Regions from separate parts of the Homo sapiens genome. Here region 2 is linked to region 1. Evidence: read pairs that join two places in POLR2A ChIA-PET (ENCODE). Cell type or tissue: endothelial cell of umbilical vein. All regions are shown on one strand. Links, peaks and the distances in the headings refer to the core of each region. The heading gives the core; the rest is flanking DNA.

The links. ChIA-PET counts read pairs that join two places held together with the same protein. Peaks named below come from ENCODE experiments on the same cell type or tissue, not always from the same donor. Only the 100,000 strongest peaks of a DNase experiment are listed, where the experiment ranks them.
Region 2: POLR2A ChIA-PET joins it to region 1 with 12 read pairs; 4 of 35 experiments call an interaction of 5 or more read pairs at or near these places.

What each region holds. Positions count from the first base shown.
Region 1 is chr2:55,989,257-55,997,596 of GRCh38, reverse strand. All of the region lies in intron 2 of MIR217HG (MIR217 host gene), which reads left to right. All of the region lies in intron 3 of LOC105374690 (a long non-coding RNA gene), which reads right to left. Among named protein-coding and RNA genes, the nearest start is that of MIR216A, 4.4 kb to the right of the region's middle. In endothelial cell of umbilical vein, for the core only: no CTCF peak of the experiment used is centred there; DNase peaks (open chromatin) are centred at 2,186, 4,926, 6,426, 7,646 and 1 weaker place; H3K4me3 peaks cover 123 bases; H3K27ac peaks cover 6,363 bases.
Region 2 is chr2:55,912,918-55,921,257 of GRCh38, reverse strand. EFEMP1 (EGF containing fibulin extracellular matrix protein 1) reads left to right here. Exons shown (of 12, transcript NM_001039348.3): 4 at 2,991-3,039; 5 at 3,207-3,593. Among named protein-coding and RNA genes, the nearest start is that of EFEMP1, 6.7 kb to the left of the region's middle. In endothelial cell of umbilical vein, for the core only: no CTCF peak of the experiment used is centred there; DNase peaks (open chromatin) are centred at 3,087, 4,557, 5,377, 5,717 and 2 weaker places; H3K4me3 peaks cover 8,000 bases; H3K27ac peaks cover 6,609 bases.

The DNA of each region.
Region 1 (8,340 bases), core at 174-8,173:
ATTATGCTTAGAGTGAATGGGCAAGCTTTGAGGATAGCCTAGACTCCTGCTGCTGTTTCTCACCACCACAGTCTTCTCCCATTGCTGTGGAAACTGCAAGAGAGAGGATGCTGGTGGGAGGACTATTTTGCCTCCTAATCGGCCCCTCCTAAGGACACTGGCCATGTATCTTTGATCATTTTCCTTCCTGGGCGCAGCCATGCCTCTTTGCCCTAGCCTTAGTGATACTAAAGACACAACCCTTAATTAAGGCAAGCAAACAGCTTCTCTTGAAGGACTGTGCTAGATGACTCCACATGGTCTTTCTTCCTCTGATGGGGTAACAGGGTTCCCTCTCTTTTCTTTCAAAGGATGTCAGGGTTTTCAATAAATGTGTAACAAAAATACACCAATGCCCAATGGCCTATGCAGAAGTAAAGCTTGGCTACAATGTGCCATCTCTCAAGGACCTGAAATTCCTTTCTGGATACAATCTTGACAGACATTTCAGAAGCTCCACCATTCACAGAAATCAAATCTTTGGATTTGGAAAGGAAAATAGTGGCCACTTATTCCAGCACTCTTATATATTGAGCACTGACTGTATACTGGGCATTTGACATACACAGTCCCATTTAGTCCCCATAACAATGTTATATGAAGTGAGACTATTACTGGTCTCAATTTGCAGATGAAAAAAAGCTGAAACTCCTAGAGGCTTAATAAGGGCCTTGAACCAGGTCTGCTTGACTCCAAAGCCCACAATTTTAACCACTAGCTGATTTTGAGGCCCAAAAATTAAGTGGCTCCAGGACATATAGCTGGTTAGTGGTAAACCTGAAACTACAGTCCAGTTTACTTTCTACCACATGACACTTATCCCTAAATAATTAACTTGAACAGTCTACATTCTAATAAAAGTTCCTGAAAGAGTTACTCAATTTTTCATGTAAGCCAAATGGTTGACTCAAAATCAAAGCTACTAAATTATAACCCATTGGCTAAAGTAGACGCCAAGGAAGAAAGATTTATATAAATTTGACATCTATTTATACTTTAACCTCAGTGGGTAAATGCTAAATGCTGTTGCTGAGAACACAAAAACAACATAAAATGCACATAGTCCTATGAAATAGATGCTTCATCTCTTCCTAATTGTTACTGCCAACCTAAAAATCAAGGCAGAACAAGTAATTAATATATTATTAGCATAACAGGGATCATTTGGGGAGTTCCTAAGACCGAGCTTGAGTTTGCATTCACAAACAGGTAAATGTTACCATATTCATTATTCATCATCAAATGTACATATCATGTCAACTCTGTATCCTGTAAAGTTTCAACTAAAGAATCCATTAAGGATATTATAGTCTATAAAAGTCAGATAACTGTCCTATTTAGCAAATGTCTTTTTATTTTCTTCTTATCATCACCCACCATGGTGGCTGCCATGGAGAACCTTCTTCAGTTCACAAATGACTATCCACTAAAGTACAAGTATGCACATAATGGAATCTGATCTAATATAAGGTGTGGTTAATTGCTATACTAAGTTGTAATATTGACTCCTTGAAGCAAAGGGCGTGGTTTTAACTCACAATTTGTTTTCCTCTGTGATACTTCTGTTCATCTTCTTTCCTCTTTTGAGACAGGGTCTTGCTGTTGACCAAGCTAGAGTGCAGTGATTGATCGTAGCTCACTGCAGCCTCAAAATCCTGAGCTCAAGCAATCCTCCTGCCTCCTAAGTAGCTGGGACTACAAGCGTGTGCCACCACACCCAGCTAACTTGTTAAATTTTTTGTAGAGATGAGGTCTTGCTATGTTGCCCAAGCTTGTCTACAACTCTAGGCCTCAAGTTATCCTCCCATCTTAGCCTCCCAAAGTGCAAGGATTACAGATGTGAGCGACTTACACCCAGCTTTGCTGCTTATTTTCTTTCCTTATTGATATCTGCAAAACCCAGAGCCTGTGTTTGGTTGTGGAGAAGGATAGAGGTAAAGGGCAAATAATTTCAATCCGTGTATAAAACACACCACTAATACACAAAGAATATTGTCTCTCCTGAGGCTCCAAGCAACAACTGCAGAGAACTAAAAGTCATATATCTTTGCACAGATTTTTGCTTTAGGGGGCCAAAGATCACCATGTACTATATAAAAAAGGTAACATCACCATTGTCATTATAAAGAAATATTTACTAAGCACACAATGTGCTTGGGACAGTGCCAAAAGCTGTAATTTCTTGAAGGCTTTAAGCAGCATAGTGCTTTTAAAACAAAAAATGATAAAACAGGGATTCCTCCTTGAACCTCAATTTTTCAGTACCCTGTTGGATTTGGAAGGTGTATAAAATTGTCCCTTATTTCAGGTTTTAGTTATAATTTATGCAGATTTCAATAGATTGCTTTTATAGAATTGGATGGATTTCAAGTGTTTTCTCCAACTCATTTTTCAAACAAGCCACTTTTCTCACTTTATGCATAAAACATCCTAACTGGCCACATTTTACTTTAAATGTCTATGTTAGAAAGACACAAATTTATGTAAGAAACTAAGCATGTGAAAACTCTAAGTAGTAAATATTTATAAAGATGGTAATGTTCCCTTTCTTGACCTGGGTGGTAGTTACGTGGGTGTGTTTACCTTGTGATAATTCATCAAATTGCACACTTATGATTTGAGCATTTTTCTCTAAGTGTATTTACCTCAATATAGTAACTTAAAAGTAAGTATTTATGAAGACTCCTGGCATTCGCTCCCCAAACATATGCAAGCCAATCAGAATAGTTGAGTATGTATTGTCCCTGCCTGAGGGACGTGCATTCTTCAATCTCCATCCTAAAAGATTGTTTTTAGGACCTCAGGCCTTAGGCATCAGGTATTATCCCCTTGGCCTTTTTCCCCTATGGGCTTTCTTCCCTAAACTGAGCCCCTGTCTTCTCTAATTGGTCCTGAATTTCCCTTACTATCTCCAAAGCAGTTGAGAAAATGTTTCATTCATCTTTTTCCTCACAGTACTATGTCTAGCCACCCTTGCTGTTGCCCTATAAAGATCCAGGTGTCCTTTTACAGGTGCTTCCTAGGTGGCTTTCTTAGGGTCCTCTTCAAAAGGAGCTCTTAAAATCAGAGAATGATGCTGCCTCCTGGTATCTGTCTCTTTCAGTCTCCTTTTCTCACTATATTGCTGGAACTCATATTTCTGAAAAATGAGTTCCATGTTGCTTTGTAACTCCATGGAAAGGTATTGCTATTGGTTATTCTCCCATTTTCAGTTTGATTTCTGTAACAGCCTTCCTGAAAGGGTTATTGTCAAGATTAAATGAGATAATCTACATAAAATGCTTAGTAGAAGGCTAAGAACATGGTCATCCCTAATTAAATAGCAGCTTTTGACACTGTTATTAGTACTGTATGGTTCCATGTCAGACATTGTTAGGCATTTTATGTAAATATTTTTATTTAAACTCCCAGCAAGCCTGTGAGATAGATACTGGGATCCTATTTTTTAGTGAGAAAACTGAGATTTTGTAGGGGTTATGCCTTTTTCCTGGGTCACTAGACAGTTAAATTGACAATGGGGATGCATTTGCTTCTAGAATAAACACCTTCTTATAGGATGTGAATCCTGCCAGATTGTGGCATGGCACTCAACTCCTCAAAGAAGCCATTGAGTTCCAGTCAGGCACTGCGAGAATTGCAGAAGAAATCTCAAACTTGGCCCCTGCCTCCAAGAAGCTGACAATGGGTAAGTCTACCCTTTTGCACTCTTGCCCAACATTCTGTCGTGGAGACTTACAGGCTTACAGGCTGCAAGTATCTAATCATCTTCCATGCTTTCATGTTTGTTGCCTTTAGCATCACTTCCATCTTCCCAAACCAAGTATCCTCTTAGAAAACTCTGACAAACAGCCAGGCGTGGTGGCTCACGCCTGTAATCCTAGCACTTTGGGAGGCTGAGGCAGGTGGATTGCCTGAGCTCAGGAGTTCGAAACCAGTCTGGGCAACACGGTGAAACCCTGTCTCTACTAAAAATACAAAAAAATAAGCCAGGCATGGTGGCGGGTGCCTGTAGTCCCAGCTACTCAGGAGGCTGAGGCAGGAGAATTGCTTGAACCCGGGAGGCAGAGGTTGCAGTGAGCCGAGATCGTGCCACTGCACTCCAGACTGGGTGACAGAGCGAGACTCCATCTCCAGAAAAAAAGAAAAAAGAAAACTCTGACGAACTTAGACTGACATTTCTTCTCTGTTGCAAGAATCTTCAGAGATCTGGATTCTAAACACTGTCTCCTAAATATTTCCAGGAAAAACTTTTCTCCTTCTTTTACTGTGGATGTACTCTACCAGAGAAGGTAGGTCCAAGCTGATTCAGCCATTACAACTTCAATTCCATGGAGCAGATCAGTGGCTCATGTCACTGAAGTTAATTATTATTATGTCTCTGGTCTGCAGAAAGAGCACCTCCAAAATTTTCTTTTTTTATGAAAGAGAAGTTGGCATAAGTTTAGTCTTAAGGATTGCAACCCAATTACATATAGGCAGCCCCCAATGACTATTCTAACAGAAACTACTTTATTTCTCTCCAATTACTCATACTATTATCATTATCCAACCTACTAATAATGGCTTTCTCTGAGGACATTACTTATCCGCTTGGGTCACAGGGATGTAGAATGCACCATATCTCTTGAAGTGGAGCTGGCTTCTTTTTAAGGCTTTGCAGAAGCTTGAACTAGAGAAGGATAAAGCCTTTTTATGGGAACCATCCTTTGTATCAGTAATACTTATGTTCTGTTGTTAATTGTGACTACCTATTCAAGAATGTCTCCACCATTCAGAATGTGGAAAACATGCCAGTGGGAAGCTCAGCTCAATGGCAGTTCCGGCTTTGGCTTTGGACTCGACACCCACTTATGCACACTATGACTCAAATTCCCTTCTCGTAATGCCTTATCTCTAGACACCACTCTCCATGAATCCCTTTCCCTGTTCGTAATCACTTCTAATCCTCATGTTCCTCTGTCTGACCTTCTTTTCCCACAAAAATCCAGAAAGTATGCACTTAATAAACAAACAAATCCATTGACAAAGATAGATGTATTCAGGGCAGCTTTACCAAAATTCAAACTGGTATTTAACACAATTCCAGCCAAAATGCTCATTTGTAACTCCAGCCAACTATTTTATTGAAATCAATTTGAAGCCAAACATTTTCCAAATGCCTACAAGGCTGCAAAAATAATAAATAATGTTTGGCTATTTTTCAAACCTTGGAGGATACAGAGTCCCAGTCCCAGAAATAACAAAAAGACAAGGTGAAAGGAAGCAGACTTGAAAAGAGTTATTGCTTGGATAGTGACTCTCAACCAGAAATCAAAGAGCAGAAGTTCATTTAGGGAAACTTCAGGTAGTTATCATAACTGCTAGGAAATTAGGATACAGAAGAGAGTAACATTGAGTGGATTCTCATGGGTCCTCTCATCTACCAGCACTTTTTCAGTTGATTTATATAGATTTTCTACCTTTGTTTTGAGTTAATTTCCAAAAAGTAGGATGCAAAAGATACTCAAATATAACAAAATTAATACTACTTCAGCACTAGCTTGAGTTTGAGTATCCAAAGACCTGAGATGTTTCAGAATTCAAGGCTGAAGTTTGAGGGAGGACATGTCTCAGATGATGGAGAGAAAGAAGAGAAAACTGAATTGCAAATACAGCTTGTATCAACTCTAGATACCATAAGGTTCAGAGGAATCAATAACATCATGTAAACTCAGAAGCCCTTCAACTTAGAGATTGAGACATCTCTTGACCTATATACTAACTACCCTAGTACATTGGTAATAAACCAGTAATTCAAGCAAGATACAGAAATGGATATGAAAAAATTCTAGGAAGGAGGAAAATAACAAAAAAGACACAAGCATAAAAAATGAGTGGGATTTGGATAACATTTGTAAACTCTAGAGGTGGAAGATTTGTAAAACTAACAGAAAAAGTAATTGAGTTAACCAAAGGACATAGGAGTAAAATTAAAACAAAATAAAATTAGCATTTATGGAGAATCTGTGTATCAGATTCTGTACTAGTTAGACATTTTCACAAACACCACATTTAGTTCTTAATCTCATGCACAAGTATTACCAACACAGAAACTGAGGCTCCAAGAAATAAAACAATTTGCCTTAAAGCCCACAGGTAGTTAAGTATTAGAACCAGGAGTCACACCAAGGTCCACTTCACTCCAAAGCTCATGTGCTTCCCGACACCCCACACACCATTCCACAGCCAAGATAGCTGCAGGAAGGGGTAGTCCTCCAGGTTTTCAGAAGATATCCAAATAATTACAGCTTTGAATAAATAACACTAGTCTTCAGGGAAATAGGAAAATTGCCACCATCTGAACAGACCCAATGACCAAACTGAAATTTATTACTCTCAAATACAAATCTATAGAGAGTCTCTAACAGAACTAAGATCACAAATGCATACATTGCGGTGCACCCAAAATATGCATATAGAGACATCTTAGATAATATCCTCAGAATACTTGAACAGAATGTATAGATAGTGTTAGAAACAGCTTACTCCTTGATACTTTGCTACTGTATTTCAGTTTATCTGGCCTGTGGACTATCTATCCACATTAATATAGCTTTGTTGCCAAAACAACTTTGTATCAGTTTCTTCCTTTTTCTTTTTTAAATGCCCATCACAGCAACCCACTAAGGTAGGCAAGGCAGAAACGTATATGTCTTTGCTTCCATTGAGAGCCCACCTCCCTGTGCAGTTGTGGACATGACAACTTAAGATTAATAAAAAGCTGTCTCATCTTCCACATCAGCATATGATGTTCCCATTTATGATCTTTTCTTAATGTTTTCTAGCAGAGGGAAGAAGAACTACATACTCCTGTCACTTCTCTATGGTAACTTTTCACTATTAAACTTTCTAGAGAGAAAGGAAAATCAAATATAAGATTAAGAGAAAAGAAAAAACTGAACGTCATTCATGTTGCTCTGAGAAGCCCTTGTTTTTTGATTAAGATAAAATCTGCTTATTTTTAATCCTGAGCAATTTGACTCCAGAAAATAAACTTAGAACAATATTTAAAAAGTTAAATCCTAATGATGAGACATTCTTATTTTACAAAAGTAGCTTTGTACTTAGGAGTCCATATGAGGCACAAGATTATATTCAATTGTTCTTTCTCAATTGTTTTGTAACTTTATATTTACCTGACTTTTAAAACGAAAAGCCACTTTTCTAACTCTGTAAATTACCACTCTCTTAATTGTGTCAAGTCTCAATTATTAAAGGACAAGTTATGAGCTGAAATCCATAATTCTTTGCTTCAACAAACATTTGATTTAGTTTGACAAAATTTTTTTGAGCACTTATTAAACATCAGATGCTAAACTGAGAATAGTATAGTTGAGGATATAGAGATGAATAAGCACAGTGCCAACACTTGGAAGTTTGCAGTCAATGAAGGAGAAAGCATGTGAGTGAGAAAACACCATTGTGTATTACAGGTGCCAAAAAAGGGAGACTGGGGAGAGAAGGCAGTGTGTGATAGTTTTCAATGTGTGACTGTCACACAAGGGGGTGTGTGTGTGTGTGTGTGTGTGTGTGTGTGTGAAAGAGAGAGAGAGGAGGGAGAGAGAAAGAAGAAATAATTCCAAGTATGGGCAAACACAGCTCATTGGATTCTCAGAACTTGTTAGAGCTGGAGTCTACAATGTAGAGGAAGAAATGGTCTAGTATGAAGTGAAGCTGGAGAAAGGCAGTGGAAAATCTCCACCGAAGTGCAAATCGCAGCCACCAAAACCAGACCTACTGAATCAAAATATAGAGGTAGGTCCTGGGGATCTACATTTGTAACAAGTTTCCTATGTGCTTCTTACACTCACTCAAGTTGAGATGCCATCCACGGCAGATGGTGGGGAAACTCTGAGGGCGTTTCCTCTTCCTTCCGTTCTTAATCATTATTCTTACCATTGATTAGCCCCACCCAGTGGACTGAGGGGCTTAGATCATGGCTCAGTCTCACTTAGCCATGACAGTGATGTGGGCAAGAGGGGAGGACATACCACCATCTATGAAAGGTAATAGCCACCGCTATTGACACATCTGGCCATTTGGTGAGTATACGGTCATTACTTTTTCAACGTAATTGCTGGTTTTCTTGTCTGAGGACAAATTTTAGAGTGTTTGGCTTTGATGTTTCCAAGTTCTCTATAAAGCTTGTTTAAAAAATCATTTTTAGTGATTGGTTTTACATTCACCTGTACTCCTACTTGGCTGTTTCTTACTATATATGGATTAGAGTAAATCCTTTCTAAATGCAAAGATTATACTTTT
Region 2 (8,340 bases), core at 207-8,206, 76 kb after region 1:
AAATGCAGTTGCTTCCTCTGCTGAAGATAAATTAAGCAAGAAAAATGAAGGCATGTGCTGTTTATCTTAAAATGAAAATGTTTTGTTATTCAGACTAAACTTACTGCCTTCTCAGGGAGCTAAAATTAAATTCACTACCCACTTTTATAATCATCTCATAAAAGATTTTACTTCTTTTCCAGTTGCTTATCTTCTATGCCCTTCCCTTTGCTAATCACCTAAATCTTCCTCATTTTTACCAGAGAAGGTTCCCTGTGGCTTAAACATGATAGTTTTAAGACCACTAACTAGGGTTCATTATTATTGTAACAAATTTTCCAGATATGTTACCCTTTTGTGCTAAGATTGGGCCTATTCTCCTTTAAATTTTGTATGCCTAATAATTCATGGTTAAAGGACAAGATAATAACTATTTCTGAGTATCCCGCTGTGGAGACACGATCTCCTTTGATCCTTGCGGCAATGTGTAAGGTAAGTGGCATCATCTTCCTTCCACTAATGGTAGAACTGAAGATCAGAGAGAGTGTCTAACTTGCTTAGGGCTACATAGCCAAGTGGTGAAGCTAAACTCAGTCTAGGCTTACTTAATAGTACACTGACATTAAATGTCTAGAAGTAAATACCTAAAACAAATTGCAAGTCTTCTCTATTTACCATACAAATTATTCAAGTGAACTGCCATTTTTGCCTGGCTTGAAAGATACTTTTCAGAAGAATGGGCTCGTATCCACATAATAGCCTCATAGTCCTCTTCCATATTAAAGATGGTGTCCATTCAGCTGTTTACTCAACAACTATCTGCATAAGCAATTCTCATCACTATTAAAAGAATTTGTTTGTTTACTAAGAAAATTCAGTCTCCTCTTGGAGAATTTAGCCTGGGAAGACAGTGTTGAAAACTACAAAGTTCCTAAGCAAGGACAAATGATACTATTATACAGATTATACAAATTGCCAAGGAAATAGAAAAGCAAGGAGGTGATTAATGTTGGTGCCAGCATATTAGAGGAGACAGAACTCTGTGCTGGTTCTTGAAGGAAGTGATGACCTTGGTTGGATTGATCTAGAAAGGCTGAAGAGGCACCTGAGTCAGAGAGTGGCATAATCAAAAGCTAGAGCTGAAAGCACCTGAGACCAATCCAGGTGGTGATAAGGTCAGATCAGCTGGAACTGGGTAGTGGGAAGAACCCAGAGATGGTGATGATGAGAGATCTGCAGGTCACTGTGAGGTCTCAGAGAGAGGAGCAACATAACCAAGAGCACAAGAAAGATCATGGGGTCTGTATGCAGCATGTAGAGATGCGGGGCCTTGCCTACTCATGGGCCAGCAAAAGCCTTTCTTAGTAGACATGGTAGAAATGGACACAAAGTCAGCAGAGATGGAAGGAAAATAAGTGGAGCATTCAGCACTGATGTTAAAGTTGGAATCCTGGGTTTCGAAAAAGGTAGTGGTACCTTTAACACTGTTTGGGAAACAAGAAAAAAATTAGTCTGAGAGACAAAGTGAATTTAGTTCTCGCTCCAGTAAGTTTCAGACATCAGTAAAATATCTAAATGGATCTCTGGGCTTCCATTCAGCTATTTCCTTGTCAAGCATCCATTGTGTACATAAGCAGCTCTCAGTTATATTAAAAGAATTTAAGTTTATTTGTTTGTTTACTCCACTTTTGCTCAATCCTTCCTTGGGCTTCTTCCTTACAGTGACTTTCTCAAATGAGCGTCTGATCAGATTGTTTCCTGAGCTTAAAAATTCTTCAGAGGCCTCTTATCGCCTGTAGCAACATTTCTCAAGAAGTAGTTCCTAGACAACCTGTATGGGAATCGCCTGGGATACTTGCTAAGAATTTAGATTCCAGGCCCCCTACCCAGACCTACAGAATCAAATCCTTTGGGTGGGCCCAGGAATCTTCATTTTAACAAGAACCCTGAATGATCCTTAGACACAATAAAGCTTGAGATTCACTGACCTTCAGGGTAGAATTCAGGCTTCCATTCCTAAAGAAAGGCTTTCTTGTTTTGGCCCTGCCTACCTCTGTAACCTCATCCTCCACCTACCCAGAACTCCTTGCAGCTCCTTCCCTTTTCAAAAATTTTATGCCTTTGTCACAATAGCCTCTCTTCCTAGAATTCCCACATTCACCTGGAAAAATCCTGCTCATCCTGTAAAGCCTGATTTACTGTCACCTCCTCTGTCAAGTCTTCCCTTCTGCCCTGCCATGCTCACCCATGCCCCCGGGCAGAGTCCATTACTCCTTCCTGCATACACTTGTAGAAGGCACCTGCCATCTTGCTGCAACTTGTCTACCTATCTGTCTCCTCTTCTGGTCTTTGAGCTGCTTGAGGACAGGGACAAAGTCTGCATCATCTTTGCATCCCCAGGCCCTAAAACTGCCTGGTTTCAGAAGGTGATCCATAGGCTGTTTGTTCAGTGGGTGAACTAGAGAGGAGATTGAAGCTGGGAACTGCTAGGAGGAACACCTCTGTTCCTTAGGAGCTGAAGCTAGGGAGCAGGTCAGGGTGTGAGATGGAGGTGCTTGAATGCTGTAAGAGGATTTAGAGAGAGAGAGAAGAGTCCAGGGCTGGTTGGGGGTGGGGGCGGGGGAGAGGGCGAGGAAAGAGAGAGAATTTGGTCTTTTTTTTTTTTAACATTTCCAATGTGGGAAAAAAGGCAAATTAATAAAGAGCAGTCAGAGAAGTTGGAGAAGATTAGTCTCAAAACAGAAAAGAAGATGGTACTGGGCAACTGTACCAAAAAGAACAGAAGAGTTTAGGCAGCTGATGGTTGAGAATGGACCCCCGAAGCTGTCCAATGCACAGACTTGTCTTTTGAAAAAAAAGCGATAGAATGTTAAACCACCCATCTCATCATATATCTAGGACTTTAGCACAAGGATTGTTGCCATAAGAATGAAGCTTTTAGAGTGATTTCTTAGGGAATGGACACACCAATTAACTGTCTCCTGGCCCCACCTTTGATGTTTTCTTCACAGCAATGCACTGACGGATATGAGTGGGATCCTGTGAGACAGCAATGCAAAGGTGAGCCAGCTTCAAAGACTTCCATGTGATCATTGCCTTCTGTCTCCATCTCTTGTGTCACTCTTCCTGTCCTGTCTGTGTTATACCAAAAAGGCATGAGCATTATATTTACATGTTTGATTTTTCCCTCTTAGAAGATTCCTGACTTATTTTATTACTGACCACAGATATTGATGAATGTGACATTGTCCCAGACGCTTGTAAAGGTGGAATGAAGTGTGTCAACCACTATGGAGGATACCTCTGCCTTCCGAAAACAGCCCAGATTATTGTCAATAATGAACAGCCTCAGCAGGAAACACAACCAGCAGAAGGAACCTCAGGGGCAACCACCGGGGTTGTAGCTGCCAGCAGCATGGCAACCAGTGGAGTGTTGCCCGGGGGTGGTTTTGTGGCCAGTGCTGCTGCAGTCGCAGGCCCTGAAATGCAGACTGGCCGAAATAACTTTGTCATCCGGCGGAACCCAGCTGACCCTCAGCGCATTCCCTCCAACCCTTCCCACCGTATCCAGTGTGCAGCAGGCTACGAGCAAAGTGAACACAACGTGTGCCAAGGTAGGAATAACTTATTTTCCTAACCATTGAAAGCTTTTGCCCAAGTGCACCTCGTGGTGAGGATGATGATAATTTATTAAGGACTTCTCGCGTGCCAGACATCATGCTAAGTGCTTTGTCTGCATTATATTTAATCATCACAATATTCCTAAAGGGTAGTTGCTGTAGTTGTCATCATTGCTTTACAAATGGGAAACTGTGGCTTAGAAAGTTCATCAGTGGTTCCCAACCCTAGCTGCCCATATTTAGAGTCACTTGGGAACCTTTAAAACTTCTCGATGGCGAAGCTACACCCCAGCCCAGTTAAATCACAGTCTCTGAGGTGGGTTCCAGGCATCGGCTTTTTTTTCAGTTCCTCATGTGCGGCCAAGTTTGAGAACCAGAGGTCACACAGGTGCTAAGTGCAGAGCTGACCTTCCAACCCAGGAAGGCGGGTGCCAAAGTCACAGCTGGCAAAAGTCACCATCAGGTTATTCACTGGGAATTTGAAATTATGCTGTCAAGCTACTCTACAGATGTACCCCTTTGGTTTCTCAAGTTTCTTTTCATCGAACTTGCCACAGACTTATTTTCCTCATTCAGGAGTAAAGAAATGGGGCTCCTGCTTCTCATTACCTTGGAGGGATTCTCCCCCACTCACGTTTATATCTCTTTTAAGCTCTCATTTGACGACGTTTCACTTATATCACTTGCACCATGGCATCATCTGCCTAGGGTTTTCTGTTTATTTTCACAGAGCATACACATCACTGTGTATTCTAGAAACAGCTGTAGGCTCGTATTAGCAAAGTGATAAGAATCTGGGGCTTTGAAGACATGTAGGATATTAGCTAACTGAACTGTGCTATGAGATTGTTTCCCTTTCTTCTTGGCAAACCATTTCAGAGCAGCCTGGTGTGGAGACTGTGTTACTGAAATGGGGCCATAGGAGCCTCCAGACTCCTTTCTCCCTGCCAGAGGCTGATTAGGTAGATCCCATAGTGCAGAACTCCATGTCACCACCACATACGTGTATGGCACACGTGGGCCAATGGAAAGGGTCCAGGAGTTCTTACTTTCTAACTGGTCATGTGTAAGGAAGAGAGCACCTTCCTCCCTTAACACCAAGGGTTTCAATAGAGACCACTGAGCTGCTACATTAAATGAAAGATGCATTTTCTTGTGCCCTGGGATGCTGCCCCTTATTCACCCGTGTTTAGTTTTATCTTCTGTGTAAAAGATACTCGAGTTTAAATGGCTTAAAAATGAAGCAAGGGGCTGGGCACGGTGGCTCACGCCTGTAATCCCAGCACTTTGGGAAGATGAGGCGGGTGGATCACCTGAGGTCGGGAGTTCAAGACCAGCCTGGCCAACATGGCGAAACCCCATCTCTACTAAAAATACAAAAATTCTCTATGAATGGTGGCACATGCCTGTAGTCTCAAATACTAGAGAGGCTGAAGCAGGAGAATTGCTTGAACCTGGGAGGTGAAGGTTGCAGTGAGCCGAGATCATGCTACTGCACTCCAGCCTGGGCAACAGAGTGAGACTCTGTCTCAAAAAAAAAAAAAAAAAAAATGAAGGAAACTTGTCATGCTCTGACTCTTATTTATTTCATATTTTGTTTGTAAGCTTTAAGTACCCCACATCAAGACCTAACCCATGTTGTGATGGTGTCACTTTTCAGAGGGTGCATCGTATTAGCATCTGTTTCGTGTTACTGTCATGAGTCAGAATTCCAGTATTGATGATGAATGCTTCAGCATCTGCTTGATATTCTGATATTGAATTTAAGGATTATGTCAAGGAGATAAAATGATGAGGTTATTCTTATACATGTATTTGGGTTAATACTGATAAAAAAAATCTTGAGTTTATTTAAGATAGACCAACTTTTAATTGTGTTATTTAGTTATATAACTAGACTGGAAAGTTTGGTAGTATTTTTCCCAAAATCAAAAAATTTTGCTGAAAAATTCTTAAGTATCAACTTTTATATACTGAATTATTTTGAATACTTTAGATGTGTACTTTAATGGTACTTGGGAGAAAAAAAAACCAGATAAATGAATGAGTCATTTCCCAAAGTAGTTTGTAGACCGTCATTGACATTTATGGTTGAATTCAAGAACAATGCCCAGAACTAAATGAAGAGGTCCTAGAATAAAATATATTCAAGACTTACAACATGTATTGGTTACGGTAGAAACTGTACTGTGATTAATGAAAATAAAATCCTATTTAACTTTTCTAGAAAATATTTAGACTACCTAACAAAGTAAGTTACGTTTCACATAGTAAAACATTTATAGTTCTTTCTTCTTTGGGAATTTTTTTTAGTTATAAGCAGACTATTAAGTGCCTTGCTTATGGAATATGCTAAATACATACCTGTTGACTGTGTGCACACAGGTTATTTCCAACCCAAATTGATCTGTGTAATTCAGCCAGTTTCTAAAATTTGGGATTGGTGTCTATACCATTGAAAGCAGGGTTAAAAGTTTTTTGGAAGGCTTAGGGCTTAAGTTGGATTTCTTCCCACCTCACAATTTTGCAAAGTGCCCATAAATGTGGATTTACTTAATTGTTGATAAAAGGGGGTTATTTCATATGATAACAACAGGATAATCTGTCTAGGGAATTTGACTAACATAAGTCGAGTCACACTTGTGCCCATTTCTTATTGAGCTAATCAAACATGCAGTCCAGCTTCTTCTAATTGCCTGCAGATGTATGACATTCTCATTCCAGGCCAGCAGCACAAAATAATATTTTATAACCAATGTGGAAGTATGGGGACCTCTGTTTAGAACAATAATGTGCTCTAAGGACCTATATTATTGACATCATCATGGAGTTTGAAGAGTCTTCTGTTTTAATAAAGATCTCCACTCCCTTTTAAATGTTGCATATTTATGCCCAGTAATCCAGACACATTTCCTATGGTCTACTGGATAGAATAAATGAATCTTACAGATGAGTCTTATTTGCATAAAAATTATTTCTTTTTTCTATGTATATTTTTTAGCAGGTATAGTTTATCATTATATAACCTAAAACTCAGGACATTTTAAATGTAAGAACTGAAATCTGTACTGTGTTTCAGTCTTCAAATCAATTGTGCCTTTGAATGCACTATACCAGTCACAGATGGCTTCTAAATAATTTAAATAATACCACTAGATATTTTAAATGTACACTATTTTATAAATATATCCTTTAAATAGCTGTCCATTTAACTGTTTAATGAAAACATGATATGTTTATTCCCCTTCATGTATTTTTGGGGGTGTTTTCAGTTTTGTACAAAAACAAGGAGTTTGAAATACAACATAACATTCAAAGATCAGGTCACAGTGAGCAGGTTTTTTTCAGGTAATTTTTTGCTAAATGAGGATCATGCTGTGGGAGCCAGTAACGCTGGGAGTTTCCCATGACTGACATTATTCTTGGCATCTATAAAATGAAGATCATTTCAGTGTTACATACCTGGGGCCATGTATAGATAGAGTTTTCGAAATTAATTGTTTCCATTAGATATCATCTGCCTCAAAGACAACAGATACTCATCTACACCAAAAAGAAGTTGAATGAATGGGGAATATATTATAATCTGTTGATGGCTCACTTTAGTTTTCTACACCTTTATTGCATAGTCTCTTTCTCCTTTTTTTTTGAGACAGAGTCTCACGCTGTCACCCAGGCTGGAGTGCAGAGGTGCTATCTTGGCTCACTGCAACTTCCACCTTCTGGGTTTAAGCAATTCTTGTGCCTCAGCCTCCCGAGTAGCTGTGACTACAGGCGTGCACCACCACACCCTGCTAATTTTTGTATTTTTAGTAGAGATGGGGTTTCACCATGTTGGCCAGGCTGGTCTCGAGCTCCTGACCTCAGATGATGTGCCCACCTCAGCCTCCCAAAGTGCTGGTGTTACAGGCCTGAGCCACTGTACCTGGCAATAGTCTCTATATAATCTTTCTAAAGGAGATGGAGTTAGAAATCACTAGATGAAGTTGAGAAAGGATTTTTTAAAATCATATATAACTTTCTAAGACTTCCATTCCTGTATTAAAAAAAAAAAGTCATTTGGGAACTGACAAGAAAGAGAAAGCATTGATTGCCCTAATTGAAGAAACTTGTTTGTTTAATTGAACTTTAAAAAAATTAAAACACATGGCATTTTGCATACCTGGTAATTAAGCCACTAATAAACCCTGTCAGGACTTACAGGCATGACTACTAACTTGGTAAAGAAACTGTGCCATCGAGAAATGAACTCAGTACGAATGTCCAATAAAGTTGATTGTAAAACCAAATCGAGTACAGTACCTGGCTTATGTTGTATAAAGTATCATTGAGAAATATGAAAAAAACATACCCTAGGGTTTCCACCATCTCTGTCTACCAGGACTGTCCAGTTTCAAAACCAAAAGCTCCATGTTCCTGGAAATGCCTTTGTCCCAGGCAAATAGGATGGTTGAGCCCCTAGCATACCCACACAGCCAAATCGCCTGCACCTCACAGACAAGAGTGAAGAAGTCCTAACGTTAGAGCCATTTTTTCAGGTTGAGGCATTGCTTGTCCAGTGAGACTATTTTTACAATTTGTTTTGTACTTTCAAAAGACAAACTGCATTGATTTTTAAGTAGTTGGACAGAGTCTTTCTTTGCAGTTGTCGGGATCCCATTTGCCAGTGTGCCAATGAGCAAGTTTCTACATTGTTTTAGATGTTTTATGTGTAGGATGCCTGGACATTAGAACCTGCACA